Linked DNA regions of Mus musculus: all the other regions are linked to region 3. The links are chromatin loops, found by intact Hi-C in ENCODE. Cell type or tissue: heart. All regions are shown on one strand. Links, peaks and the distances in the headings refer to the core of each region. The heading gives the core; the rest is flanking DNA.

Region 1 (5,983 bases), core at 552-5,551, 190 kb before region 3:
GAAGCTAAGACGCTTGCCCAAGGACACATCCGGCCAGAGGCCGACTCCAGGAGAAAGTTCTTATCTTCTGCTTCCCCAGTGCAGAGAATTTTCCACTGCCCCATGCCAGATTACACACACAAGCATCACTTCTGCATTCCCCGCTCCCATACCTTAGCCACTTCTTTAAATGGTAATGTTTGTGAGTTCCAGGAGTCTGTGCTTATTTTCCATATTCTGCCAATTAATTGTGGTCTGGAGATAATCCATTCCAAGTCCCTGAGCTATAAAGTATGGCATCAGCTAATCTTTTTTCAAGGTAATTCATTCAAAACCTTGCATCAATTACACCTATTATAGTTTAGTCTTTGAGTTAAAAACCAATAATGTTCTTCTTTTTCCCCACAGCATGGTTACTGGGAGAAACTGTTTGTTTCCTGCTTGGAGACTATGTAGCCCAGGCAGGTCCTTAGCTGGCCTCCAACTCGCAATGATCTGCCTGCCCCTGTCTCCTGAGTGCTGGGATTAAAGGCTTGTACCACTACACATGACTTTTGGAGTAACTATACCACTGCGGAGTGCAGGCTGTCCACAGAACCGAAGTAGATATCCTGGGGAGTGAAAAGGGTCAGGCTTGAAGGAGCCCCATCATCGCTTGGTCAGTGACAGGCAGGAACAGTCTGGGACCTACTTTTCTCTGTTACTGCAGCCAGGTGCAACAGTAAGAAGAACTCACTGTCGCCCCACACCCTCCACTCCTCTTCCCAGCAGTCTACGCTGGGCCACTACCATCTGGAAATTATGAAGTCTGTTTGGAAGCCAGAAACACCTTCCACAGCAACTTAAATGGATTGCTTCCTTAGTCAACAGCACATCCAAAAATAAGAAAACAATTAGGCATTGTACAAACCGCCATTTTTATAGCCAACACTTCCAGCTATCAAATTAACCTGTGATGGCTTCTGACTCACAAACTATTCTGTCAAAGAGTCAATGATGTGGTGTTTACAGAAGGGAAGAGGGGGTCATATGGGCTAGTTTGTGTTTAGATAACATGGCACTAATATGGCTTTCTGATGTGGCTGGATGTAGCCAATGCTAGACATCTGGGATACAAAGCAATGGCTGACACTGAATGTCTGAGGATCCCCCAAAGCAAGCAGTGGTGTACCCTTTTATAAACCTGTGACCTTTTATAAACCTGTTCATGGCAGACACCACTTTGGTGTGATTCTCTATAAATGCAGCCTTGATGTCGGAGGTGAATGCCTCCACCTTTTGTGTTTGTCAGCTAGCCTGTATAGGTATGTATGCCTATCTTGTGACCTGTGTGCCCATCTACCCGTGTATGTACCCAGGTGTCTGCCAGTGTCTGCCTGCCTTGTGGCCAGTGTGCCTGTAACTACAGTTTCCCCTATTTGCTGCTGATTCCTTGGATTCTCTTTAACCTCTGGCTATTTATAACCCTCTTTTGTTCCTGGCTGTGGAGCTTGGACCTCACATGCACTCTCTTGTCTAGCAGTATAGATCTGGGCCAACCATTAAACATATGAGCCAGAAAGTACAGGAGGAGGAGAAGGAGAAGAAGGAGGAGAAGGAGGAGAAGGGAGGGGGAAGGGGATGGGATGGGAGGGGGAGTTCTTTTTATCCTTCTTTCCTGTTGTCTAGGTCTCTTATAACAAAAGACAGATTTACAAAAGGTAAACAAACAGATGTGTACTAACATGTATGTCTCCTACACTTGTGAGAAGAAATCCAGAGGTAAACAGACTCTCAAAGACATAGAGTAGAACTAATTCAGACTTAAAGAGATTGTCAACAGACAACAGACAGCATTGGGGACAGTGCAAGGTGGAAATGCAAACATGTGGGAAGCCAGTTACCTGCTTCATAAAGACTTCTTCATTGCATAGAATACCCCAGTGTGGTGTCCAGGCTGTGAAGGGTCTTAGGTCATCTCATGTGATAATTTAGTCCCTATTTGGTAGAGAAGGAAGGAGGGACGACTTTACAGAGTTCTACCCCACTCTAGGGGAAAGGTAGAAAGATGTCTCCTGTACATTTCTCCTTAATTGTTTTCAGCTTGAAACAGACCTTATATCAAAGTATTATATGTGGGGGATTCATACTCTGACGTTCTTTGAACGCCTTCCTGGGCACTCATGGTTCTCTATTACAGTCAAAGCCATAAAGCTTAGGAAATGAAACACTGAATGCACTTGCTCAGTCTCTGCTCCTCTGTTTGCAGCTTTCCCACCTATAAAACAAGGAGGCCGAGTGATAGACCTCTAGTATCCTTCCTGACTCTATCTAGTATCCTTTCTACCTCTGACAGCCATGAGCTGCAGGGCTTGCTGAGCCTGGCTCCTCCTCAGATGGCCATGGGCAAACAGCAGCAGCAGCCAGGAATTCCTCAGAGATTCACCACAACCAGGTTTGACCCAGTCTTACTGATGAGACAGTATGGTGATCTTCATATACTTAAGACCTGGCTTCAAGTCTGGCAGTGGTGGCACACGCCTTTAATCCCAGCACTTGGGAAGCAGAGGCAGGTGGATTGCTGAGTTTGAGGCCCAGCCTGGTATATAGAGTGAGTTCCAGGACACAGGGCTACACAGAGAAACCCTGTCTCGAAAAACCAAAAAAAAAAAAAAAAAAAAAAAAAAAAAAAAAAAAAGACCTGACTTCAAAATTTGAGGTTGACTCTAGACTTCTTGGAGTAGTTTCTCTTGTCTGCCTGTAGATGTCACCAGAGAGCTGACAGCAGACATGTTGAAGCAGGGGTAAACTTGAAGTTTGATTTGCTCCCAGCTTTTCAGATAATTCTTTTCAGTTTTCTGACCTGATGCCCTGTGAAACTGCAGAGAACTGAGCCCCAACGTGTTTTCTTTAATAAGATATATTTATTTTTTAAATGTACACTGTCACTCTCTTCAGAAACACCAGAAGAGGGCATCAGATCCTATTACAGATGATTGTGAGCCACCATGTGGATGCTGAGAATTGTACTCAGGCCCTCTGGGAGAGCAGTCAGTGCTCTTGACTGCTGAGCCACCTCTCCAGTTCCCAAAGGTTTATTTATTTTATGTATGTGAGCACACTATCACCATCTTCAGACATATCAGAAGAGGGCATTGGATCCTGTTAAAGATGGTTGTGAGCCACCTGTGGTTGCTGGGAATTGAACTCAGGATCTCTGGAAGAGCAGTTAGTGCTCCACCAACATGTTTATTTAAAACCACCCACACTGCAGACATTTAAGTGCCTGCCAATTTAGAACAGAGTTGAACCCAAGGGCCTCTGCGCAACCCACATGGAATAATTTAAAAAAAAAAAAAATCCAGTGTTCTCTTTTTGTTTGTGTGTTTAAAGACAGGGTCTCACCAAGTCTGGGCTGGCTGAAAATAAACTTGAAATTGACCTGAACGTTGTGTTTTATAAAAAAGAAAGAACCAGGATATGTTTGGTAGAAGCAAGGTATGGTGAGGTGGAAGGGGGTGCCTCTGTGGGCCCATGCTGAGACATCCCTTCCCCCTGAGGAGCATGGGATAGAGTTTATTTAGGGCATAAGGTGGGGGGAGAGCGAAAGAGGGGGGGGAGGAAGGGAAAGAGTGAGGGAAGAGAGAGAGAGAGGGAGAAGAGAGAGAGAGAGAGGAGGAACATGTGGAGAGAGTGTGGGGAGGGGGATGGGGAGAGACGGGATAGAGAGGGTAAGTGAGTAAGAGAATAGAATGAGAAAGTAAGATAGAGAAGAGGGGGAAAACAGCTCCTTTTATAGTGAGTCAGGCATACCTGGGTGTTGCCAGGTAACTGTGGGGCGGAGCCTAGAGGGAATGCTAACATTCTGATGCTCCAGACTCCTCCTCCTAGGGACTGGTGGTATTCACCCTCCACCTACAGTGCTTTGCTTGCTGGAGGGCACTGTCGCAACAGGATGACACACCCAGCCCCTCCTTTTATTTATGTTCCAAGTTTAGACAAAATTATGCTGGATGTTCCCACTGTAATAATGACATCTACTGAAATACAACCCGTTCTTCACCTAGAATATTCGTGACGGTATCTGTCGCACTATAGTTTATATTTCTTTACATATTCATTTTATTTTATGTGTGTGGGTGTTTGGACTGCCTTATGGGTGTGCCTGGGACTCAAGACCAGAAGAGGGTGCCAGACTCTTTGGACCAGTAATTGCAGATGGCTGTGAGCCAACATGTGGGTGCTGGGAACTGAACCTGGGTCCTCTACAAGAACAGGAGTGCTCTTAACCACTGAGCCATCCCTCCAGCCCCTGTGTTATTCTTTATTGAACACCAATTCCCCACACTTATAAAAAAGATTACCTCTCCCATAGCCCAGAATCTTCCCTGTTATCCAAACTATTATTCAAGTGCTGCTTCAGAGTTTGTAAGCCACTTTCAAATGACCTCATAACTAAAGGTGCCTAGGATACATTCATTTGTAACAATGGCTGGAAGCCCTTCTTCATCCACGAGTTTGTGGAACCAAGATCGGAATCTCGGTCCTTCGATCCCATATTCCTGTCAAATAAAACTTTATAGGAGACACTGATTTGGACTAAGCCCAACAGTCAAGCCAATATGGAATTTAATCACAGTAGCTGGCCTTTATTTAGTTCATTGCAGGAGGCTCTGTAGCCAATTATCTAATTAAGCTGTAACCAATTAAATTGTCTCTCACAGTTCCATTTTCTATAAACGTCAGATTATGTTGTTGGTTGGAGCTCTCAGAATCTGCTCCGGTTTTGGAAGCAGCCTGATTCTTTAACCATTTTTTTTTTTTTTTTTTTTTGGCTTTTGCGTTTTCTTTTGCTTACTTTTGTTTGGTTTTTCTTGCTCACACTAATTTTGCTAAATGTAATTGGTCACAGGAATTTTCCTTTCAACATTCCATAATCTTTCTATTGTCCCAAAGACCTCCACTAATTATAATAAAATCTCTGCTCTGTAATCGCGCCAAGCTGCAGTTACCCACGACTGAGACGTTTCATGTAGGGATTTAACAGTTTTATTTTTGTCTTAAAATGATTTATTATTATTATTGTTGTTGTTGTTATTGTTAGTGTGTGTGTGTATGTAGACATGTGCATGTCACAGTGTACATTTGGAAGTCAGAGAACAACTTGAGAGAGTCGGTTCTCTCCTTCCACCACGGGATCTGGGGGTTGAACTCCAGTCAAGTTTGGGAGGCAAGCGCTTTTACAGGCTGAGCCACATTGCCAGCCCTCCATCTTTATTTGCTAATATTTTCTTCGGCAGTAACGCAGAAGGTAGGTACTACCATTCCCAAAGATGAGCCCATTGAGTCTGCTATTGGGAAGTTGCTTCCAGGTTTTGAAAGTGATGGTCCAACAACAACAACAAAAATGGTGACGTTTACCTGGAGAGCAAATCATATCCCTAGTTCCCACACACCACCATACTTCTTTCCAGTGCAGAGGGGAATTTTTCCTGTCCCCTTTCTTCTTCCTTCTTCTCTTAGATATTAAATACCTAGTGTCCCACTTGAGAGAGTGCCAACTCTCCGATCTAGTTATGCCTAGGTTGAAGTTTGCGTCTTACTTATGCTCGCATGCAACAAAGGTATCTGCATGCTAGCAAAAACCTATAGATTGTTCTGTTTTTTTAAATTGGTCTGTGTATGGGGGGGGGGAGTTGCTGTGGGGTGTTGTATGCGCACATAGAGTGGGCAGTTTCAGAACAGAGACCGCCAATCATTCTCTGTTTTTTCCCTCTGAGACAGGGTCTCTCATGAGCCTGGCACTAGGCTGGCAGCCAGTATATCCTAGCAACATTTCTGCCTCTGCCCCCGACAGTGCTGGGAGTTCAAGCAGACAAGGCCACACCCTAGATGTTCACGTGGGTCCTGGAGATTTGAACTCGGGTCCTCCTGCTTTGGCAGGACCTACTTTTACCTACTGAGCCATCTGCTGAACCCCTTATTCAGGAATTTTATAAATGTGAGCCCTCACCTATGAATGTTT
Region 2 (5,983 bases), core at 558-5,557, 250 kb before region 3:
GTGAGTCTCAACCTTAAAAAAAAAAAAAAAATTGAAAAAACTCAAGCTGTAATTTACTAGTGTGGGTTTTAAATTAGAAATCTGTCTAAATAAACTAGAAATTATACCTCTTTAACTTAAAAAAATATTTAAAAGGTATGGTAAACTGACTTTCAAGGTGTATCTGAATATATAACCTTTCCTACTAGGCAGCTAGGTGTCAAATCTGTAGGCTAATATACAACACAGATAAACATAGTAGCTGTAGCTCTAGCACTTGGAAAACAGAGGCAAGAAAGTGAGTTCCAGGAAAGCCTGGAATAGAGTTAAACTCTACCTTGAAAAGAGTAAAAGGGGACATAAAGAGAGGAGGTAACGACCTCACCAAGAAGTACAGACACTGGCATCAAAGAGGCTTTAGCTGGGGATGACAGGGATTCAAAGGCGAGACAAGGAAGCGCTCATGGTGAGGAAGCCTTCAGCATGTGTGTTTCTACGAAGGCAGTGAGTGAGTCAAGCATAAACTTTTGTTATGTTCCAACACTGACGACCTCTTGTTCACAGAACAGGTAAATCACTGTCCTATGGAGGTTGTAGGGCCTTCTGAAGGAAGGCCAGAAATTCCCAGCAGTACAATCTGCCTACATGAGTGAAGGGGCCCTACCTAAGCAGAGTCTAACTTGATGGTACACTTGAGTGCAGAAGCTAGGAACTGTGCCGGTAGGAACTGTGCCTTTCAAATTCCTCATGTTTCTGCCACCTACTGGTTTTCTTTTTTTTTTTTTTTAATACTTTTTATTAGGCATTTTCCTCATTTACATTTCCAATGCTATCCCAAAAGTCCCCCATACCCTCCCACCCACTCCCCTACCCACCCACTCCCACTTTTTGGCCCTGGCATTCCCCTGTACTGGGGCATATAAAGTATCCATGTCCAATGGGCCTCTCTTTCCAGTGATGGCCAACTAGGCCATCTTTTGATACATATGCAGCTAGAGTCAAGAGCTCCGGGGTACTGGTTAGTTCATAATGTTGTTCTACCTATAGGGTTGCAGATCCCTTTAGCTCCTTGGGTACTTTCTCTAGCTCCTCCATTGGGGGCCCTGTGATCCATCCAATAGCTGACTGTGAGCATCCACTTCTGTGTTTGCTAGGCCCCGGCATAGTCTCATAAGAGACAGCTATATCTGGGTCCTTTCAACAAAATCTTGCTAGTGTATGCAATGGTGTCAGCATTTGGAAGCCTACTGGTTTTCAACTCGGACATCAGAATGACAGGAGAACATGCCCATTGGAGCCATGAACTAGAGCCCTTTATAACCAAGTAGATAAAAGTCCGAGATAGTAGCCTACTCAAGGCCATCCACCTTACTGAAAACGGAACCAGCTCTTCTGAAAAGTGGCCGTCCAACCTCACAGTACTGTAAGGAAATCAGTGGGCTGGGGAGCTCACAGCTGGAGAAAAGGTCTGTAGACAGTTACAGCAATGGGCCTGGGGCAGGGAGGGGGGAGCGGGGAGCAGGGAACTGAACAGGGAAGAATGGTGCCCTAAGGTGAGGGAAAATCAACCTCAACATTTAGAAGCTGAGCTGGGCCTGTGAGAGCCTGGGCTGGGCCAATAATAACCAGAGCAGACCTATTCTGTTCCTCATCTGAAAGGTGGACATGGTAGCAACACTGCAGAGGCTGTTGTGAGATTAAATGTATTGACACTTGGCAGTTAAGTACTTGAAACATGTACATTATTGCCATCATCCCCAAATACACTGAGAACTTAGCCAGGAAGCATGATAGCCACTGAAGTGGTAAGACTGGGTTCCAGGACAGAGAATAAGCACTGGAGAATGAACATGGACAAGACCGTAGTAAGAAGCTGAGTTAGGAGCCCGCCCGCACCCTTCTCTTTGGTCAGAGTGAACACTGAAGGGCACAGCGGCTATTCACTCAGAAACCCCATGAACGAAAACAGCATGGAGGCAATGTGTTTAAATTATAGGCAGCAGGTAGATAGATCTCCAAGTCTGAAATCTAAATGAAACAGATATTTGCTACTTACCAAATATCTTCAGGCCAGCCATACTTTATCAGATCTTCATCTACAATAAAATACAAGAGGAGGAAAAAAGAAACTAAGAAAGTTGCTAAGTGGAAATACACCAGGATTTTTATGTTGGTAAGGGGAAAAAAATACTATCACCCCTCTACACACACAAACATATTCTCTCTCTCTCTCATTCTCTCTCTCTCTCTCTCTCTCTCTCTCTCTCTCTCTTTCTCTCTCTTTCTCTCTCTCTCTCTTCCTTGATGAAGAAAACAGTGGTGGGGACTTGGAAGCTTGACAAAAAAAGAAAGAATACAGCTTTTACAGTCAGACAATATACTTAAGATATTGATACTTAAAAAGATAAAGATATACAGAGGATATACTTAAGGATATTTCAAACAAAGTCTAAAAGGAAAGGAAAGATCACGAATGAGATGAAGCAGCAGCAGACAGATGTGAAAGAGTGAGAAGGAATTACTCTGGGAGGTAGGGAGTGGATCTCAAGCCTTGGGAGGGATGAAGAGGAACAAGCTTCTGAGGGTGGGGAACGACTGTGTGTGTGTACTGTATGATCTGATATTTTAAGTTATACGTGGCAGGTAAGCCATTAAAGGTAAAGTCAATTAACAACTGCGAGGAAAGCATGTGATTCCGATGTGATGGCTTTAAACGTACCTAAGAAAGGACAGCCTTAGGGCTAAGCTATACACAACCCTTTGGAGAGGACACTGTTGGCACTAGCTGACACCGGAAGCTTTCTGCTAGACATTAGAAATTTACTATGGAAAGTGGGAAACTGAACAAATCACCAAAAAAAGTAAAAGAAAATACTAATGGTGAAACTAATGGTAAGTGTGCTATGAATGGCTGAGGCCACCTGCTGGCTATGAAGAGAACAGACCTGCCAAGAGTTCGGCAAATACACTACTTAAAAATTCCATTTATGTTGTATCCAGTGTGGAGCTTACTTGGAAACTGCCTGGCTACTGGAAATAAATGGGTGAAGCCAAGAATATTTCCAAAAGGGGACTTTAAAATGCAGCTTCCTTTCATATAAGGCTAATTTGGAGGGGCTGACAACTCCATTCAACTCTAAGTCTCCTGATGGGCAAGTGTTCCATATATACAGACACAATGGCACAAAACACCAGAGGGCTCTAGACGTCTAGACTCACAAATGGACTCTGCATCTAGGGGTGTGTCTCTAGGCATAAATTCTACCACAAATGTGAAGGCTTCTCAACTCAGTGCCTCAAACCGCCCCTCCTACAGCATGTGCTAGTATGTAATGTGGTAACAACTGCATTTTGTCCACATTTTAAAACAGGTTTTATATTTCAGAGCAGTTTTAGGTTCACAACAAAGTCAGTACATGCTACTTTTTGTGTCTGGATGCCAGAATGCAGCAAAACCGCCACCTACATCTTCCTAACAGAGGCTGGAATGAGGCCTCCCTCCATAAAGAGGAGACAACCACAGAAGGAAAACAGAGACAGGCGGAAATGTCAGAAGCACCACTAGTCCACCCATGTGAACCAGAACAGCGCCGGCCTTTAAGAAATATGTAAAGCTCCCCCCCGCCCCCCCCCCCCCACACACCCGCCCAGTTATAGTGTGCAAAACCTGCATCACTCAGGAAGCAGCCTGGCTCTAAGTGCTTCCCAGTGGCTGTGGTCTCATGCTCTTCCACTGTGATGTAGTAGAAAGAAAACCACATTTGGCAGCCTTGGCATCTGCTTTCATATCCATTCTAAGTAACTATGGCTCTTGTAGCAGTGGCTTACTATTCAGTGTAGAACATGAAACAGCCTCCTTTTCTCCAGGACCAGTGTTATCATGGGCTACAAGGAGAAACTAAAACTTAAGTATTAGTATAACATGGATGACTTACCATTAGGTCACACCTAAGTCAACGCCATACACCCATTACAATGAAAGACTGCTTCAAAGTGTGGGCTACTCTATCTTGCTGTGATTTGTTGTTTCTCACTTCATAATGGCAGTCTTGATCTTACCAGTTCTGCTTTATAGCACCCATTTTGGACTTGTTTATATCATTACTGTTAAGAATCTCTTACTGAAGATGGTATGTGTGTCTCTTTTAATGCATATAAACTATCAAATTCTAACTGTTGTCAATGTCAAGCTGTACCAAACTAGATTGTGATAGTTTTAGAAAGAAATGGGAAAAGCAGATAAGGAATATCAAAAGATTACACACAGACAACAGTGTGACCAGCTAGCTCTCAGACGGACCCCGGGGAATGTTCCCAGAGAAGCAAGGTGGGGAGTGGTATCTGGGAGCTTAAGAAGTTCCAGGGATTCTACCCACCAGCTAAGAGTGCTCCTATGGGGTGGGCACTGTGTGATGGTTTGTATGCTTGGCCCAGAGAGTGGTGCTGTTGAGAGGTACAGCCTTGCTGAAGTAGGTATGTCACTGAGTGTGGGCTTTAATACTCTAGTCCAAGCTGCCAGGAATACTGCTAGTGGAAGCCAGTATTCCACTAGCTGCCTTCAGATGAAGATGTAAAACTCTCAACGTTGCCTGCACCATGCCTTCCTAGGTGCTGCCCTACTCACACCTTGATGATAATGGACTGAACCTCTGAACCTGTAAGCTAACCCAATTAAATGTTGTCCTTTATAAGACTTGCTTTGGTCATGGTGTCTGTTCACAGCAGTAAAGCCCTAAGACAGAAGTTGTTACCAGGGACTAGGGTATTGCTGTGGTAGGCCTGACCATGCTTTTGTCTGGAGGAATGTGGACTTGGGGAAAGCAGTGGAATGCTTTAAATGAGGCTTAATGGACTCTCCTAGTAAGAATATGAAACACTTTGTTGCTGAGATGGATTTGAACTGTGCAGACCTGGCCCAAGAGGGTTCAGTGGAGAAGAATTTCAGTATGTGGCCTAGAGAGTGTTTTTGTGGTATTTTGATGAAGAATGTGGCTGCTTTTTGCCCTTGTCTGAAGAGTCTACCTGAGTCTAAGGTAAAGATATTTATATTAATTGCATTGACAATGGAACCCTCAAAAAAAAAAAGCCCAGCAGAGACTTGATCTCTGGTTCAGTCTCATGAAGAGTGTTCTGAACAAGCATAGCAAGCATAGAAGGAAAAATATAAAATATATGGTTCGAGTATTAAAGGGGCAAAAGAAGTGAAATGGAGCTAAATCCTGTGTTCTAGGAGATAACAGATTAAGGGATTTCAGGGCAAGATCCCATCCAGCTAAATTTAGATCCAAGCATCTTGGTACACACCTTTAATCCCAGAAGACAAAACCAAACAGTGCAAGGCCAGCCTGGGACAAAGCATGTTCTAGAAGAAAAGCTTAAATCCAGTCGTGGTGGTACAAGCCTTTAATCCCAACATTACAGGAGACAGATCCATGAAGATCTCTGAGTTCAAGGTCAATCTATAGAGCAAGTTCCAGGAAAGCCACACTTAGGCAGTGAGGGAGTTGTAACAGAATAAGGGGGTGGGGTGGGGTGGGAGCATGTTCCAGCCCCAGCAGGGAGTAGAACATGGCAGCTTCAGCCATGTGACTCTGGCTGGAAAAACAGAAGGGACTACTGGGACAATTGATGCTGGTTAGCTGAAGCTAAGAAATTAGCAGTGATTAAGAGACCAGCATCCTGAGCTGAAATCTTCTGGGAAGTGTTTTCTGAAAGCACAAAGAAACTGTGTTCCAGAGAGAGCCAAGGTTGTACATTGTGCTGCAGCTGTACTTGGTAATGGGTAAGAGTCACCCAAGTGGTAGTGGTTTTAAAGGCATGAAAGGGGTCATGAACAGCAGCTGAGGCTTAGCACTGTGAGAGGCCACGGAAGGCCACTGGTAAAGGTGCAGCCTCAGTTGCAGTTGATGCCCAGGACTGAAAGAGTCATGCAAAGGATTTGAAGCTTGGCACCATGAAGAGAGCCTATGAGAGGCTACTGGTCAAGCCTAGTCGCAGCAGAAGA
Region 3 (5,951 bases), core at 952-5,951:
GGCTTACACTTTTAGACCACAGTCCAGAATTGAGAAAAGTCAGGGCAGGAGTTCAAGCAGGAAGTAAAGTAGAAACAGCGAAGGGATGCTGTCGACTGGCTTGCTCCCAGGTTCATAGTCAGTTATCTTTCTTATACAGCCAGGCCCATCTGCTTAGAGATGGTACCATGCAGTCGAGCTAGGTCCCCCTCCATCAGTTAGCAATCAAGAAAATGCCCCACAGGCCAATATGATAGAAACAATTCTTCAGTTGAATTTCTTCCAACTGTGTCAAGTTGATAACCAAGATTGGTGATTACATAAACCTACTCCAATGGAGCTGGGTCTCTTCTTCTTCCCCCAAACTGTTCTCATCAAGGTCTCCCAAGGCTCCTGATCAATACAATCTTCATCTTCCTTGACTCATCTACAGTATGTGACACAGTTGATAACTCTCTGCTTCTTAACATATTTCTCTTGGCTTCTAGGTCTCCCACTCTCTGCTGGTTTTCTCCCCACACCCCAGATGTCTGGCCAGTTTTCTTGCTAGTTATTAGTCTTGTCTCTGATCTGATAATCATGGGAGATTCTTTACTTCTTTTACCCTGTTTCACAACTTTAAACTCCACCATACACCTAAAGCTCTCAACTGGGACCTCAAGCACACCTCTCACAGTTTGCCACTCATCAGATCCAAAGCCAGCCCCCCCCACACACACACACTTCATATCAGATAACAACAACTACATTATTCCCCTTCCTTAATCCAAAAGCTGAGATCTCATACTGAGTGTCAAGGTCTCTTTTGTTTTTCCCACACTGAGTGGAAGATTTGTGGAAATCATAAAAAAAAAAATTTCAGAATCTGAACAAGTCTTAGCACTTCCATGGCTTTCCATCCTGATTTGAGACACCTTAATCTCTTGCCTTACTTAGTGGTTCCCAAACTTTGATGACATTGTAGTCTGCTTTGGCAGTATTTTTTTTTTTTCTGTCACTGAGACAAAACACCATGACCAATAGAAACTTGGAGAGGAAAGGGCTTATTTGGCTTCCACATCATAGTTCATTACTGAAGGAAGCCAGAGCAGAAACTCAGAGAAGGAACCTGGAGGCAGGAGCTGATGTAGAAGCCCCTGGCTTGTTCAGCCTGCTTTCTTATAGAACCCAGGACCATCCCCATCCCCAGAAGGCACCTCCCACAATGGACTGGGCCCTCCGACTTCAATCTCTACTTAAGAAAATGCCTTACACTCAGATTTTATGACTGTCTTTTCTCAATTGAGTTACCCTCCCTCCAGATAGCTCTCGTCTATGTGTCAAGTTGACATAAGACCAACCAGCACAGGGCCACAGAGGATTTCTGTCTTATGTGTTGATTCCGAGATACACATTCGACATCAAAATCTACCGAGATGTCAAATAGGGAAGAAGCGGAGGTTGAACTATAAATCTGAGAGTAGAAAGATGATATTTAAAGACCATGGAACTCCAGAATCGCTAGAAAGAGACAGGATCAATAAGACCATTATTAGCTTGAAGTGAGACAGAGATATCTATAAGAGACTGAAATAATAATAATGATTGAAAATTCTAGAGTGGGGGGCCCTTATCTAAAAAAATATTTTCAGGGAAGTTAGTTTTGTTGACAAGAGGGTGGTATTAAGATAATTTGGTACACTGAAAAATCTCAAAGTCTTGACCAGGACAGTTTCAGTGTAGTGGTGACAACCAAGTCAGAGCTACCTCAACTCTACTGGGTAATAAGAAACTTGAAACATCACACCTTCCATTCTTTATTAATATCAAGGATTCTTAATCTTTGGTCCATACACAAAGGAGGTCATGGAAGGGTTTCAAGAAAAAGTTATTCCAAGTCCCATCTCCAGATGTTGCAAAATTTTGTACATGGTGTCTCACCTAGTGTTTTCAAGATTGTCATCAAGAAAAATCAGAGACCCAGGAATCCTCTAGGCTGCAAAGCCTGAAAGATCAAACTGATACTTGCTTCTTGTTTGCTGTCTTTTAGGGAAATCAGAACTTAGCGTTATCACACTGAAGGTTTAATGTTCATGGTATGTGGGATTTCTATCCCATCTCTATGTGTGGTGTATCTGAGCTCCCAAGTCCCCACACAAGGGCTACTCACTTCCAAGATTCTTGAAATAGGCACTTAGACAAGCAACTAAGTGCAAGATAAAGGTCTGGTATCTGTCTTCATTTTGTGCCTGTCTCCTTTATTTTGGCTGAAGGTACAAAGATTAATCGTCCTAAACCTACAAGTCACCTTGAGTCCAGAGAAAACAAAGTCTCAAAGGCTAGACTCCTGCCTATATAAGGACTATTATTCGTCAGGGCTGCACCTTGGAGCACTGAATGATCTCACCTTGTAGGAGCTAAATGGATCTCCGGAAGGGATGCAGCGATAAAGACTTTGACCACCTTGAAAACCAGAACTGAGATAATGATCAACCAGACCACATCTTAACCCAGGACTGTTTAAACATACCTCTTGTCTCCTGCCCTCAATTCTTCCATAACTTAAAAAAAAAAAAAAAAAAAAAAAAAAAAAAGGTATGTCAACACCCCGGGTGTCAGTGGGAGGGCGAATCTGGTCTCCTTTATGTCAACATTGTTGGCTATACTAGCGACAAGTGGCCCAGCCCCTCTTGCAGAAGTTGTCAAAGGCCAGGCTTTTGCTTAAGGAACTCTGGTTACAATTCACTTTCGTCCCAGCTTCTTGGAGAAGCGTCTAAACTGTACTATCGTTACTTCCCAGATCCACCTTTCTGGTCCCCAGGAATTCTCCAATGCCCCACTAAATCACTGTGCACATCCCCTCCCAGTCTCAGAGAGCTGGGAGCTGCCACCTAGACAGGGCGGGGCTCCGCGCTCCGCCTTCTGGGAAGAGCTTTATGGTACAGTCGCTGTGTTTTCACGACAGTCCCGGGCGGCTTTACGGCTGCTAAGTTTCTCCGCCTTCTAAACCGCGGTAACGTGGTGGCATATTGCTACGCCAGCGCAGAGATGAGGCAAAAGAGGAAAGGTGCAAAATACGTGGGACAAGGGCGCAAGGGAGGAAGTGGATTCTCTGAGATCACAGGTTGAAGCTCAATTTTCCATGGGAATTACTGCTTGGTCTGGGCCCGCGGGACCCCGGTTGGCGGGCCTCCCTTCCTATCTGTCCTTTGTAAAACAGCCCCCTTCTCTCTTCCCCTTTGGAAGAGACTACTTGTTGTTTTTTGTGTAGATGGGTAAACGGTACTGCTATTCCAAGATAACTTTCAGAGGAGATAGGTGTTGAGTTGCAGGTTAATTTGCGGTAATTTACTGGACGTGTTTATTTAAGGTGTTTTTGTTTTTTGTTTTTGTTTTTTAAATCTTAAAGTAGGAAAGGCCTCCTTAAGGTAGAGATTGTGCAGTTTGTGCAATAGCTTTACGTGACTTACTTGCATTTATTTTACCTCCGGAGTAGTCTGGAGTAACTGTGCAGTTTTTGGTTTTTTTTTCAACAGGATGAAGTCATTTTTTTTTAAATCTTTTTTTTTTTTTTGCAATAGATTCCATTCTTAACTCTGTACTGCCCTTGAAGAGTTGGTCTGATAATATTACTGTTGGATGTCACAATAATAGCTGGGTATTGAGCCTTTCCCAGTCATTTTGAAGACGTGTTGTCATTTCATGCTCGAAAAAGCTGAGGTTTGGTTAACTTTTCCAGTCAAAGTTTATACTTAGTGTGAGGAGCTGCCTGTGACATCGGAAGCATCAAATGAAAAGTCAGTGCGGTATTGGTCACCGCTCTTGGCACTAACTGGAACTGCCCTTCTAGACATGTTCTATATACTTGTCACATCAAACACAACATGCACTAGATCCGTTTGATCTTACTTTACTGTAACGTGTTTATTCCTAGGCTGGCAATCAGCAAGCCCCAGCCAGCCCGTCTCCCTTGCCCACTCCTCCATGGTCCCCACGTTACGGGCATGAATGTGGCCTAGCTTCGAACATGGGAGCAGGGATTCAAACTGAAGTTTTCATGTGTGTAGATCTGGCTTTTGTTTATCATCTACATTGATTGTATCTTTCTTTTTTTAGCTTTCTGACATATTTGTTATATTGGTAATCTCTCTTTTAAAAAAACTACTTTTTTTTTCTTAAGTTACAGAGTTGAGAATGTATAATTTTTTTCTGTTACGTTTAATGCCTTTGCCTAGTGGCCAGTGTACTGTCTACTTACTGAACCCTGCTCAGGCAACCTGTGGTCAAGTTAGATAGATCTCCTTTCACCAGAATAGGTAGTTCTTATGCCTAGCCTTGTTCCTTCTTGTTGTTCCTTGGTTTACACCCTGACCTTTCTTTAATGATGCTAATTCTCTTTCCTCCATGAAATACTTCTTACTGGTTTGCCCAAGTAGTATTCAGATCTTTTATTTTTGTTAGCCCAGCCTCTTACTCTCTAGATGAAGTCTTATGCAGAAGTTTTTAATGTAGAAAGAAGAAAACAGAGTTGCAGTGGTCTTAATACATATGCATGTGTATGCGCACACACGCATGCATGCACACACACACACACTCACCCAAATAGATGGAGATGTATAGATATGCAAGTTGACAGGGTGATATCTCATCTTCTGTGCTCATCCCGTACCCCAAGTCCACCTCTGTTACATAGCCTCTGAGGCACCTTTGTAGAACTGAGAATGCTGGGAAATCACTAGTCTTTGGCTATCCATAGACTTCTCTCTCATTGTTTGATATGTATTAGCTTTGCCTCATTAAGTTGGTGGAGTACACAGTGCACAATATGGTAAAAAGACCTGAACCTGAGATCTAACCCTGCCCTTTACAATGACATCTGAACTTGCTTTGATCCAGTTTTACATGTATAAAATAGGACGACAATACCAACTTTACAGTGTCATTGTGAGTTTCAAATGGGTGACTTCCATGGTGTTCTTATCCACACTCCTATGATGACTTCTTTCTTTTTCACACCAGCAGGCAGGAGGCGTGTTTGCTGCCATCACCCAAGCTAACACAGCGCACCACTGTTGTCAGCTGGTAAAAGATGGGCTCTCCTGACCCTTGACAAAAAGAGCTGAGATTTTTCTGGCTTGGATGGGTTGCTTATGCTTGGATGAGTCATTTGTGATTGACAGTAGGATGATGTGGCAATCGTGCCAGCATCTCCTGTGTCTGTGGATGAGAGAGCAGGCTGCCAAGACAGGATCATGCAGGTCAGCAGACAGTAGCTTAGAAATGCAGCTAGACCCTTAGATAGGCCAGGCCAGCTAGTACGTACTGTAATCTCAACACTCAAGAGGCTCCTGACTGACACACTTAAAATTTCGTTGCATGTACAAATAAATAATTGTTAAAGAGACTGAATGATGAGACTCTGTGGTTGAAATGTTCTCTGCAGGGGACCTCAGCCCGGCTGAGCTGATGATGCTGACTATAGGAGACGTTATCAAGCAGCTGGTTGAAGCTCATGAGCAGGGGAAAGACGTCGATCTAAATAAGTAAGTGGATCTATAGAAGGGCAGTCTTGCTGTCGTGTCCTTAAGTAAGGGTTGATCTGTCTGTCTGACACAGGGTCTCATTTTGTATCCCAAGCTGGCCTCAAATTCAAGACATTCCTCTTGCCTAAGTTTCCCAAGCCCTGGAATTCCTGGCATGCCCCGCTGTGCCTGGCAGTAGAGCCAGGCTGTTCTGCAAACTGACCTAAAGCTACCTGTTTTCTGTGTAGTGGTTAAGAATTGTAGTTTCCTGCCTTGTCACATGCTTCACGGTGACACAATTGTGCTGAAGCCTCTGACTCTAATTGTCTCTGGCCTTCCTTGGCACTTTCAGTACCCCAGGCACTGTCAGGAGTACACTGCAGGTCACAGAAACCGAAGGAAAGGGGTCCTAGTTAGAATGACCACTCTGATGAAACACTAAAGCAACTTGGGTAGGAAAAGGTTTATTTC
Region 4 (5,000 bases), core at 1-5,000, 560 kb before region 3:
ACAGGGTAGTGCAGCGGCCAGCCATGCACTGAGTGGATGCGTTTGTATTTGGTTTCTGTACCTTCTCAGAGCAGTCTATCTCCCTGCCCTGCCCCGCCCCACCCCGCCCCTCTCATAGAGGGACTGCCCAGACAAAGACAAAGCAGATGGAGACCAGCATCTGAGCTCCCCAATTTCCTCACTCTCCCCCACTTAGGTTGAAGAGAGGGGGATGGACCCTGTGGTATTCTGCCATCGGCCAGGAAGTAACCAGAGGACTTCTAGCTAGTGTTTCCCTTTCATGATCAAGTCCAGACTCTTTGGACATGACTGAGGGTGACTGGTCCTTACAAGAAGAAGGGAAAGGGTTGCCCAAGGGCATGCCCTGGGCTTGGATTTTTCCCTGCTAAGCTGGCAGAGTCACCCACGGGGTGGGGAGGGGCTTTCCTCATCCCAACTCACCGAAGAGTCAGCATCCTCAGACCTCAGGTGGTCAGCAATGTAGTGTACACCTTCTAGTGCTTTCTGTATTTGAGGTGACAGCAGGATCTCACTAGCCTGGGATGGAGTCTTGGCCTCAGGCCCCATGGCCCTCAGATGCAGGCTGCCATGGCCATAGAGGACACCCATGGAAGAGTCTGGGAGGCCTGCACACATACATATGTTTTCATCTTCTTCCTCCTCCTCCTCTTCCTCTGTCTCCTCCCTTTCTTCAGCATCCATGTTGGTCTCCAGCCAATGATAAGTGGGGCTGAGCTTCAGACCTGGAGAGCCATGGAGCTCCATGGGCGGCAGGGGCCGATTCATCATCAGCCACCGGGGCACCCGGCCTAGCAGGGCCACCCTCACCCAGTTGGGCATGTTGTGCGTGCTAGGGGAACGGTGGTGGACATTGAGCACGAAGACTGTGATCACAATAGAGAGGGTGACGAAGATCATGGTGAAGAGCAGGTACTCGCCGATGAGTGGGATGACCAGTGAGGTGGATGGGATAATTTCTGTGATGAGCAGCAGGAAGACAGTGAGGGAGAGCAGCACCGAGATGCACAGCGTGATCTTCTCTCCACACTCAGAGGGCAAGTAGAACACGAGCACGGTGAGGCAGGAGATGAGCAGGCACGGGATAATGAGGTTGATGGTGTAGAACAGCGGCAGCCGGCGGATAACGAAGTAGTAGGTGACGTCGGGGTAGATCTCCGCGCAGCAGTCGTACTTCTTGCTGTTATAGGTTCCGGTGGCGTTGATAATGGCCCACTCGCCGCTCTCCCAGTAGTCCTTCAGGTCCACCGTCCGCTCCATCTGCTCCAGGTCGATCTTGGCCTTGTCGTATGTCCAGGAGCCAAACTTCATCTTGCAGTTCTGCTGGTCGAAGGGGAAGAAAGTCACGTCGATGCTGCAGGAGCTCTTGTAGATGGCTGGGGGCACCCAGTGCACAGTGCCCGTGAAGAAGAGGTGGGCCTTGGTCATGTGGGTCACCGCAAACTCCCCGTCTGCACTGGGAAGAGGAGACAAGCTGGGATCCTGCATATCTGCCTCTTCCGTGAAGCAGGGCAACTGAGTAAACAAACTCACTATTGACTGGCTAAGTAGAGTCATCCAAGCAAGGGCAAGATAAATCTCTCCTACAGACAGACGTATCTGAGTTGCCTTTTCAAATACCAGTGTTTTAATTGCAGAAGTAAAAAATTTAAATAAACTAAAAAAAAAAAAAACCACGATTGCCATTTTGATGTCATAATTATATATCTGACTGTCATAAAGACTATTCCTTAATTTTTCATATTTCAAATCATGGGACATTTATAGTCTGATCCTGTTATTATCCATTTAGTATGTTGAAGTTTTTGTGGTTGTTTTATGAGACAGGGATCTTACTATGTGGCCCCAGCTGGCCCCCAACTTGCTGGCTGGATTTAAACTTGTGATCCTCCTGCCTCAGTATCTTGAGTTCTGGAATAACAGGTATTCTCCACCATACCTGACTAGAGTAAAGGTTTTTGAGTGTTTTGATCTCCCTCACGATTAAATGGGAACTCAGTTCCAGAGGAGGAGGATCCTAGATCTTGTACCCAGATCTTTTTCGTTCCTTTCCAGACGAGACTAACATTTTGGCTGGTGAGGAAACTCCCTGTACTCTGTGCATTTAGCACAGTATTTGGGGCCAGTTTCATCTACCAGGGCCTGTACCTGAGGGATGTGAGATGTGGTTCCTGCCCTTGGGGAACCACATGGAAATGAAATATAGTCACATGACATCACCATGCAACTGGGCATTTGGAATGCTTCTGAGATCAGGAGGGACTTCTGGCTGGGCTCAACAGGATTACTGTGAAAGCTTAATTAGTTCTTGACCTGGGAGGTGAGACAAGAGCATAAAAACAGGAAGCCTCACAAGAACAAGGAAGAAATCGGCAGGCAGGACTCCATAGGACTCTGGGTTTCCCTGGGTAGAAATAGTCTTTAAACTCCACCCCCAATTCCTACATTCAACCCAAACCGGTAGTGATAATTTCGGTCATTTCACATAACTACCACTAGATGGCAGCAGGCCCCCATTCGGGGGAAGAGGCCATGTGACTTCACTGACCCTTTGCCTATTAACCTGCAGGAGGGTGTCGTTCACACACCCCTTAAATGCAGCTGTTCTGACTAGCCTTTGTCCTACCAGAAGAACTTGATGCAATCAGGTATTAGCAACCAGCTGTCTTATTGACAATTTAAAAACTCAGATAAATCTGCTGCTGGGACTTTGTTCCTGATCTGTCAGAGAGAACCAGAAACTGGAAGGATCCTAGGTGCCACCTCAGGGCACAGAGATGGGGCCTGGGGAACTCGGGGCATATGACTCCTGCAGAAGCAAACAACAGGTGTTTAAGGCTTAGACCACCAGGGGGTGACTATGCTATCCAAAATTATGTCACATGCCAACCCCCCCCCCCCCACACACACCACCACCAAGAACCTTCCATGCCTATTCATATCTCAAGAAGGTAGCAGTGTCCCCCAGAGACCTGCTTTAGAAAATGTTAGCAAGAGACACTGCCATCATTTAAGTATTAACGTCTGGATTTCTCTGTGAAACCTTACCCAAGCCAAAAAGGAAAGAATAAGTTTTAGTTTCTTTTATGAGAAAGTGTGTGTGTGTGTGTGTGTGTGTGTGTGTGTGTGTGTGTGAGAGAGGGAGAGAGAGAGAGAGAGAGAGATGCCAGTGCACATGAGTATGTGTCTGTGTATATATATGCATGCATGTTTGTGTATGTGTGTATGTATGTATGTATGTATTAGAGAGAGAGTGTGTGCTGGCACACATGTGTGAATAAATGTGTGTATGTGTGTGGTGTGTGCACATGTGTGGGTAGTGCTTGTGCATATTTGAGTGTGTATAGGCCTAAGGCTGCCATCAAGTATCTTTCCTTGACCATGCTCCATCTTTACTTCTTGAGACAGGTCCTCAAGAATCGAAGGCTTGTCTGGCTAAACTGACTGGTCAGTGAACTTCTAGGATCTACCTGTCTCCCCTATCCCCAGTGCTAAAGTGCTCTCTCTCTCTCTCTCTCTCTCTCTCTCTCATACACACACACACTCACAGAAACAGACAGACAGACAGACAGACAGACAGACAGACAGAGCGAGCCAGAGTACCACTCCCAGCTTTTATGTGACCACTGAGGATTCAAACAGATTTTCTTGCTAGCCCAGCAAGAGCTCTTGCTCGCCTAGTTCTCTCCCCTCCCAGATGCACTTTAATTAGTAACTGGCTTCTTACTTGTTGTAGAGAACAATGTCTGGGATCCAGATCATCTCTGAGGGGACGCGGAGGGAGGTGATGTTGCCAAACTCAGCCGGGTCCCAGCGCAGCTTGTAGTCATTCCATTCCTGCTCAGGGGAGTGGTCACATCAGAGCACTGCCCCACCGGGACCTTTAGGTGATCTGAGGAGCTGTGGGACTGTAGCACCCCTGTGTCCCTCTCCTAGCCCCCACAGAATCCACAGAGTCTATGGCACGAGGAAAAGGCTGCTATGGGAATAGGGCAAACCATTTCTGATAAGCAGCCCATTTTGTTCCGACTCTGGTAGTGAAAATCCCAGGCAGCCAGTGCCAGCACACTTGGCCCTCTAGCTGTGCCTCTGGCCCTTGTTCTGATGCTCCCCACTTAGTGAATCTGTTATGCAGTCACTCCTTCTCCAGGCAGGGCTTGCCAGAGACAGCCAGGAGAGTTACCCATGACCTTCCAACTATGCTCTGGAGACCTCCTGATCCAGGGAGTCCCAGCAGGAAGAGGATGCTCTAGGTCCCAACTGTGTTCCACCAGAGCAGGTCCAAGTGCATTTTAAAACCAGATTTTGTTATTGTTTATTTGTTTGTTTCATGCACAAGCTGGCCTCCAACTTACTGTAAAGGTAAAAAACGACCTTAAACATTTGCTTCTTCTCAGCCCCTCTTCCCAGGCTCTGGATGGAGTTCATGAGCCCCATGCCCAGTGCCTGCGGTGTTGGGGAGTCAAACCCAGGCAAGCACTGTATGAAACGGAGCTTTACCCTTTAGTTCCCAATACCGAGCTCTTATTCCCTCTCTGGTATATCCTTTAGGATTTCAGGTTCATATATTTGGGGACACTTACATCAAATGGGGGCATCTGACGGCCATAGGTCTAAGACAGATGAGCCACCCCTTCACAGATGGGGAGAAAGGAGCTTCCAGAGGGTTAATAACTTCTCCAGCATTTCAGGCTAGTCCTGGGCAGCTGCAGAAGGCCTGGTTCCACCACTGTGCCCTTTCCTCTCCTCCTCCACAACCCTGGCATGAGTGACCAGGACAATCGTGGTGATCGAGGATCTAGGACCACACCACCCCCCATGACATGACTGCACACACCTTTTAAAGCTTCCCCCTCACTCTGGTTCCCATTGGTTCATCCATAGAGATGAGGCTCAGACCCTCCAATGACTCCAGAATAAGCAATAGCAGAAGCAATTGGCTCAGAGCAGCCCCTGACCCAAGTAGCTATCACGCATCCAGA
Region 5 (5,983 bases), core at 543-5,542, 240 kb before region 3:
ATAAATCAGTAACAAAACACATAAACCCAACAACAAGGGCACAGGAACAGCACTTACCTGCCTGGAATTTCAAAATCAAATGCTTTTGTAAACTTACTTTCATATTTATCCTTTCCCATGTAAATAGTGTAAGTAGATGAATTAACTAAAATAAAACAAAAATAAAAAGACAATTAGTGGGGACCCATTGCATGGCCATGGGCCATACCTGGCTCACCTACCTGCTCTTATGCATCCTCTGAGTTAAGCATAAGATGTATCCTTTTAAATGACTGATAGCAGCAGGCCAAGACTAAACTATAGACTGCATAAGTCTTTTTTTTTTTTTTTTTTTTTTTTTTTTTTTCTAATTTTTCGAGACAGGGTTTCTCTGTGTAGCCCTGGCTGTCCTGGAACTCACTCTGTAGACCAGGCTGGCCTCGAACTCATTAAGTCTTACTGAGCGTAAAACAGTAACTTGTCCCCAAAGATGATGCTTAGCAATGCTTACTGCTGAATAGTTGCTTTCCTCCTTTTCAAGAAAATATCTCTATTTTTAAATTTCTCTTAAGGGATAAAGTTTAATGGCAATTTCCAGCTCAGCCCTATACTTTTGCCTTCTTCAACGATAATGACAATAATGACAACAACAACAACCATTCCCCATAATGAACAACAATCTCTTCTACAAACATTTAAAAACAGATCCCTACACATGGGAGACAGAGGCAGGTGGATCTCTGAGTTTGAGGTCAGCCAGGTTTACAGAGTGCGTTCCAGGACAGCCAGGGCTACACAAAGAAACCCTGTCTCAAAACAACTATATAAAAACGTGTGTCTATGTGTGTGTGCATAGTATATGTAATGAATATAATGTATTCTTAAAACTTAGCTAGCTGGCATTGCTTATATCTCATTGTGCTACGATGGTGGATGCCCTGTTCCACTCAGGGGAACCACAGTTCTCAAACTTCTCCAAACACTGGCTCTAACGCCCTCCAGCTACCTCAAACAAGCTAAATCCTAGTTTTTACATTGAAGTAATGAGCATTTTGTTGCTTAGAAAGCTTTCCTTAATCTTGATTCTAAAGTACAAGATTAGGACTGAAAGAACTAGGTACACACCCTACCAAAACTTGCTGGACCCTAAATGGAGCTAAATTTGTGAGATGGTGTTCAGTCTACAAAGCACAAGACCTGGTAGATAGAAACAGAGTTGGCTGGAGAGTCTGTACCCCTGAGCAGAACACACACAGGGCAGTGATGGTGTTGTATGCCTATAGTCCCAGCATTTGAGTGGGAGAAGGGTCTGGAATTCATGCTGTCCTTAGCTACGGAGGCTGGCTTAGGGCAGTCTGGTCTATCTGAGACTGACAAAAAACAAAAAACAAATAAAAGTTAAGAGACCATACATTCGCTGGGCGGTGGTGGCGCACGCCTTTAATCCCAGCACTCGGGAGGCAGAGGCAAGCGGATTTCTGAGTTCGAGGCCAGCCTGGTCTATATCTATAGAGTGAGTTCCAAGACAGCCAGGGCTACACAGAGAAACCCTGTCTCGAAAAATGCAAGAGAGAGAGAGAGAGAGAGAGAGAGAGAGAGAGAGAGAGAGAGAGGAGGGGTGGAGGGAGGGACCAAGGGACCATACATTTAGAAGGCCAGGGAGTTTCTGCCCCCACCTCCTGGATCACAGGATTCCAGGAGTGGACCACATACTCAGTTTCTGTGGTATTAGAGATCAAACCCCAGACTTCAGGAATACTAGACAAACACTCTAACTCAAACAACTGTCTGTCACTCCAGTTCCAGGGGATCTATCATCCTCTTCTGGCCTTGATAGGCACTAGGCACACAAGTAGTATGTAGATGCGCATGTAGGAAAAATACCTACAGACATAAAATAATTTTTAGAAGTAGCATGGCTACAAAAAAGAAAAACAAACAAACACCTCACACTGAAGGACGCTTCACAAAATAATGCTTCAGTTAAAAGTATCATGAAAGGCTAGGTAGTACATGCCTTTAATCCCGGCACTGGGGAGGCAGAGCAGAGGGTAGCATGAATTCAAAGCCAGCCTGATCTACACTGTGAGTTCTAGGCCAGCCAAGGGCTACATAATGAGATCCTGTCTCAAAAATAAACAAACTAAAAAGTACTAAGAGACAAAACCACCAAACAATAACTCCAGATCTGGGGACCTAGAAAGTAATGCCAACGTCAGGGAGCCTTCAGGCAGGAGAGTCTATGTTTGAAGCAACCTGAGCCACTCACTGTCTCAAGAAGGGGCAAAAATCAACACAGCAGCCAACTGTGTAAGTAGGGCACTATGCTAAGGAGACAAGACAGACTGCCCCTCAAGAGACCTGCCCGGTAGCTCAAGCAGACACCTTTTAATACCACATGAGAGCAGTCCTAAAGGAATGTTAAGGGGGGTCCAGAAAGAAATGCATATTTTATCTTGACGAGGAAACTGGGTCTCACACAGTGTCTTCAAAAAGGCAAGCGCTATTTTAATGGGGTGAGAGTTTAAAATTAGAAATTGATTCTGGACAATATGGGCAGAGAAACTAAGTTGACGCGGCATTTCCTGGAAACCGAAACAGCTCTTTCTGGCCTTCCAAAACCAACCCAGTAGCCTTAGCAGACGTCCACTGGACCATCACCTCTGCCCAGGGAGGGGCTGTACTAACATTCCAGCCCTCCGATTGCTCTCCGCGGCACCCCAGGCCCTCCCTGCGTAGGAGGGCAAGCTACTCTTCCTGCAGGAGACATCTGCTGGCACCTGTCGCACTGGTCAAGCATCGCTCCAAGGTGCGGGCAGAACGCTAGGGCAAAGGCTTGCGACGGGGACGTGGGGGACTAGGCTGGAACGCACACACGTCCAGGAAGCGTTGGCGGGTCTGTCAAGTGGGGACGAGAATGATTACCGGGTATAAAGAAAGCGGGGGCGCATTCCCGCCGCGACCACCGGGGCCAGGGGACGACCAGGCAGCCGAGGGGACGGCCAAGCAGGGAACCAGAAGGCTCTGGGAGAGGTGCCCGCGGAAGGACGCGGTTCAGGACTAAGTCCAAGCCCAGCGCGGCGGCTGGGGAATGCCGGCTTTGGAAGCAGGGGCCCCGGCGTCACTCACCGCTGCTGCTGGTGAAGTAGAACACCATGATCCTGGTAGAAGAGTGGCGACTCCTACTCAAAACGCGAAGCTTGAGATACCGCCGGCGCGAGGGTGAGCCGGCTTCCAGGCTCTCCTCAGGACACTTCCGGCGGACGTGCCGTCGCGTCACAACGCCGTCCTGTCAGCGCCATCTTTAGTCCTGGCGAAGGGAAGGGTGTTGGCGGAAGAGCAGGTGTCCCGGGGATTTTGAGGATTCCGCTCAAGCGTCTGGTTGAAAGAAATTAGCTGGGGAAATACATCTTGTTTGAAGTCATAAAGAAAAAATACTAAGGGCAGACTTTATTTTCAGAGGCTCTACTAAGTGGACACGAGAGTTGGTCATCGCTTTTTATGTCTTCCCACTCAACCCAATATGGGCTCCATGCGTGCAGAAACTGCCTTTTTCATGCATGGTTAAGGGTCCCTGTAACCATTTCCTCAGGAGGCACTCAGTAAGAACCAATTTTTTTAAAAGATTTATTTATTATTATACGTAAGTACACTGTAGCTGTCTTTAGACACACCAGAAGAGGACATCAGATCTCATTACGGACGATAGTGAGCCACCATGTGGTTGCTGGGTTTTGAACTCCGGGCCTTCGGAAGAGCAGTCAGTGCTCTTTCTTACCCACTGAGCCATCTAACCAGCCCCAAGAACCAATTTTTAAATAAACTCATTCTCCCATTACTTGACATAGGTGAGGGTTTTGTTGTGTTTTTTGTTTGTTGACTTGACCAAACTAGTCAGAATAGAGTTAGGTAATGTTCATCAAACCCTATCTAAGCCTGAGATGGCCTCAGCAAGAATACAAGATGGAAGAAATGCTGCACTGTCTTGCCCAGTCAAACAATGAACTAAATTGCATCGAGGACAGAAGGTTCTCAAATGAATTGTTACTGTTACTACCCAGAGACACTCTCCTTTTTTGGGATTCCGAGTAGGGCTATTTTTTGTTCCTTTAAATCTAATGTCTGCTCCTTATTACCTACAAGACTGAACAAATACCAAACTTCTGAAGTTCAGAACCTCTTGCTATAAATTTACAAAATTCCACAGCCTTCCTAGGTTTGACTTGGAAGTTTTTCTTATTTCTGATAAAGAAAAAATATGAGAGTCCATTTCGGGCTGTATCCCTCCAACAAGCTCCAAAAGTCAGACCACACAAAAGGGCTACAGAAAAGGAGTTTTACCGTCCCTGGAGAGCCTAGTCTTTCATAGAGCAGGAAATTCTAGGCAAGTAGAACCTGATGGTAAAAATGTCCCCTCTTTGGCTTTAACTCTCTCAAAAGAAGAAACTAGCCAGAGTCTCCCACTAAGCAGTTTCCACTATTGTTCTAATTCTTTCACTTTACAAAACCCACTATCATTCTGGGTTTCCTGGTGCTGGTCAATGTTGTAGGCTATCCACCAGAGAAGACTGCTCCAACATGGGTTTAAACCAATAGAAAGTCTTTTTTAGTTGGCCGGATACTACACTGGATGTTTGGGATCCCAGTGCAACATTTTCTCAGTCTTTCCTCAGGGTGAGCTTTTAAACACACAAAAAAACATGTTCTGGGTTGACATTCCTCAGTTAACAAGAACTACAGAAGTCAGAAAGCAAGCTTAGTGCATTTAGAGACTTTCCCAGAACTATGGACTCTGATGGATTAGATCTTTGTTTTCATTTTGACAGGTCTATGTGCTGAGTTTTATAGCCTGAATGACACTTTCATCATGGAGTCAGTTCTGTTAAGGTCTGGGCCCTATTACAACAGGAGGCAGAGTTGTAGCAGAGTTTGAAGTAGTGAGGCCTCCGATTCAAAGACATCTTCCTCAACAAAACATACTGTTCTACCATTGCCTAGTAGAAACCTTATTCTACCTTGTAAAAGAGTAGCTGACTCACTCATGATTCCTGCAAATAGCCAATAATATGTTAGCCATTTGTCAATTCATTCCAGCCAGCTTTGTTCTATGAAGAAGGACATCCATCGCTTAGACTTATTTAGAACTAGACATTGAAAGAACCTAGTTGACACGCAAACTTTATATGCCCCAGTACAGGGGAACGCCAGGGCCAAAAAGGGGGAGTGGGTGGGTAGGGGAGTGGGGGTGGGTGGGTATGGGGGACTTTTGGTATAGCATTGGAAATGTAAATGAGCTAAATACCTAATAAAAAATGGAAAAAAAAAAAGAAAGAACCTAGTGGGGAAACCCCGACTCAGCTCCCAATTCAGCGTGCACCCAAGAATCACGAATAGAACACAACACCTTGATGTAACAACACGGGTATTTTAATGGCGGAGCTCCGGTATCTCACACAGGAGACAGTGGCTTGGAAGCTAGGGGTTTTTATAGAAAAGGAGTGGGACTGGGGGAGGAATTGGCGCAGTTTCACATGATTGGTCCATTTAAACATCAGCAGCCTGTTAACATTTAACTTAAGTCAGAGGGGTGGGAGATAGGGAGGCGATGGGCCTGCCCAGGCATGTCCTGGTCTGTTCTGCTATGTTCTCAGCCCCAGGTTTCAAAGCTCACAAACAACTCTTTGGGCTATTTGACATACATTACGTGACTCACAGGTCTCAAGTTTTATTTCCTTTCAACATTTGTCTGAGACTTCTAGACACTAATAACTCCTTAAAAGCCTGTGAGTGTTTTAAGAACATTTCTGCTTGCCAAAAGACACTTGATTGGAGTTGGAGTGCCACAGGCCTTCCCTGTAAATAGTGATTGTGTTCAGGCCTTCGTTTTCATTTTCTGTAAATGAGGAATGATAATACAAACTTCATAGGTTGTGTAAGGAGTACGTGAAATAAAACATGTAAAGGATCCAGCTCAAGAGATTGGGCTCAGCTATTAAGAACACAG

The links. A loop is a pair of places that touch in the nucleus more often than their neighbours do. Peaks named below come from ENCODE experiments on the same cell type or tissue, not always from the same donor. Only the 100,000 strongest peaks of a DNase experiment are listed, where the experiment ranks them.
Region 1: a loop joins it to region 3, with 3 times the contacts of the local background. A loop is called at or near these places in 14 of 42 quality-filtered maps.
Region 2: a loop joins it to region 3, with 3 times the contacts of the local background. A loop is called at or near these places in 10 of 42 quality-filtered maps.
Region 4: it touches region 3 in a loop (6-fold over the local background); 7 of 42 quality-filtered maps call a loop at or near these places.
Region 5: a loop joins it to region 3, with 3 times the contacts of the local background. A loop is called at or near these places in 12 of 42 quality-filtered maps.

Annotation. Positions count from the first base shown.
Region 1 is chr14:65,775,829-65,781,811 of GRCm38, reverse strand. No RefSeq gene overlaps it. Among named protein-coding and RNA genes, the nearest start is that of Pbk, 27 kb to the left of the region's middle. In heart, for the core only: a CTCF peak has its summit at 2,729 (motif pointing right); no DNase peak of the experiment used is centred there; H3K27ac peaks cover 1,188 bases.
Region 2 is chr14:65,842,388-65,848,370 of GRCm38, reverse strand. Ccdc25 (coiled-coil domain containing 25) reads right to left here. Exons shown (of 9, transcript NM_145944.5): 3 at 2,036-2,075. Among named protein-coding and RNA genes, the nearest start is that of Ccdc25, 8.1 kb to the right of the region's middle. In heart, for the core only: a CTCF peak has its summit at 2,905 (motif pointing left); no DNase peak of the experiment used is centred there.
Region 3 is chr14:65,590,056-65,596,006 of GRCm38, reverse strand. Elp3 (elongator acetyltransferase complex subunit 3) reads left to right here and starts at 2,895. Exons shown (of 15, transcript NM_001253812.1): 1 at 2,895-3,082; 2 at 5,402-5,501. The coding sequence starts at 3,007. It also overlaps a transcript of Nuggc not described here. In heart, for the core only: no CTCF peak of the experiment used is centred there; a DNase peak (open chromatin) is centred at 2,886; H3K4me3 peaks cover 1,671 bases; H3K27ac peaks cover 1,109 bases.
Region 4 is chr14:66,145,261-66,150,260 of GRCm38, reverse strand. It overlaps Chrna2 (cholinergic receptor, nicotinic, alpha polypeptide 2 (neuronal)), which reads right to left. Exons shown (of 7, transcript NM_144803.2): 5 at 3,746-3,855; 6 at 442-1,474. Among named protein-coding and RNA genes, the nearest start is that of Chrna2, 6.8 kb to the right of the region's middle. In heart, for the core only: a CTCF peak has its summit at 2,523 (motif pointing right); DNase peaks (open chromatin) are centred at 2,550 and 4,170; H3K27ac peaks cover 250 bases; H3K27me3 peaks cover 341 bases.
Region 5 is chr14:65,834,610-65,840,592 of GRCm38, reverse strand. It overlaps Ccdc25 (coiled-coil domain containing 25), which reads right to left and starts at 3,291. Exons shown (of 9, transcript NM_145944.5): 1 at 3,109-3,291; 2 at 98-145. The coding sequence starts at 3,136. In heart, for the core only: a CTCF peak has its summit at 3,404; DNase peaks (open chromatin) are centred at 3,002 and 3,272; H3K4me3 peaks cover 1,780 bases; H3K27ac peaks cover 1,441 bases.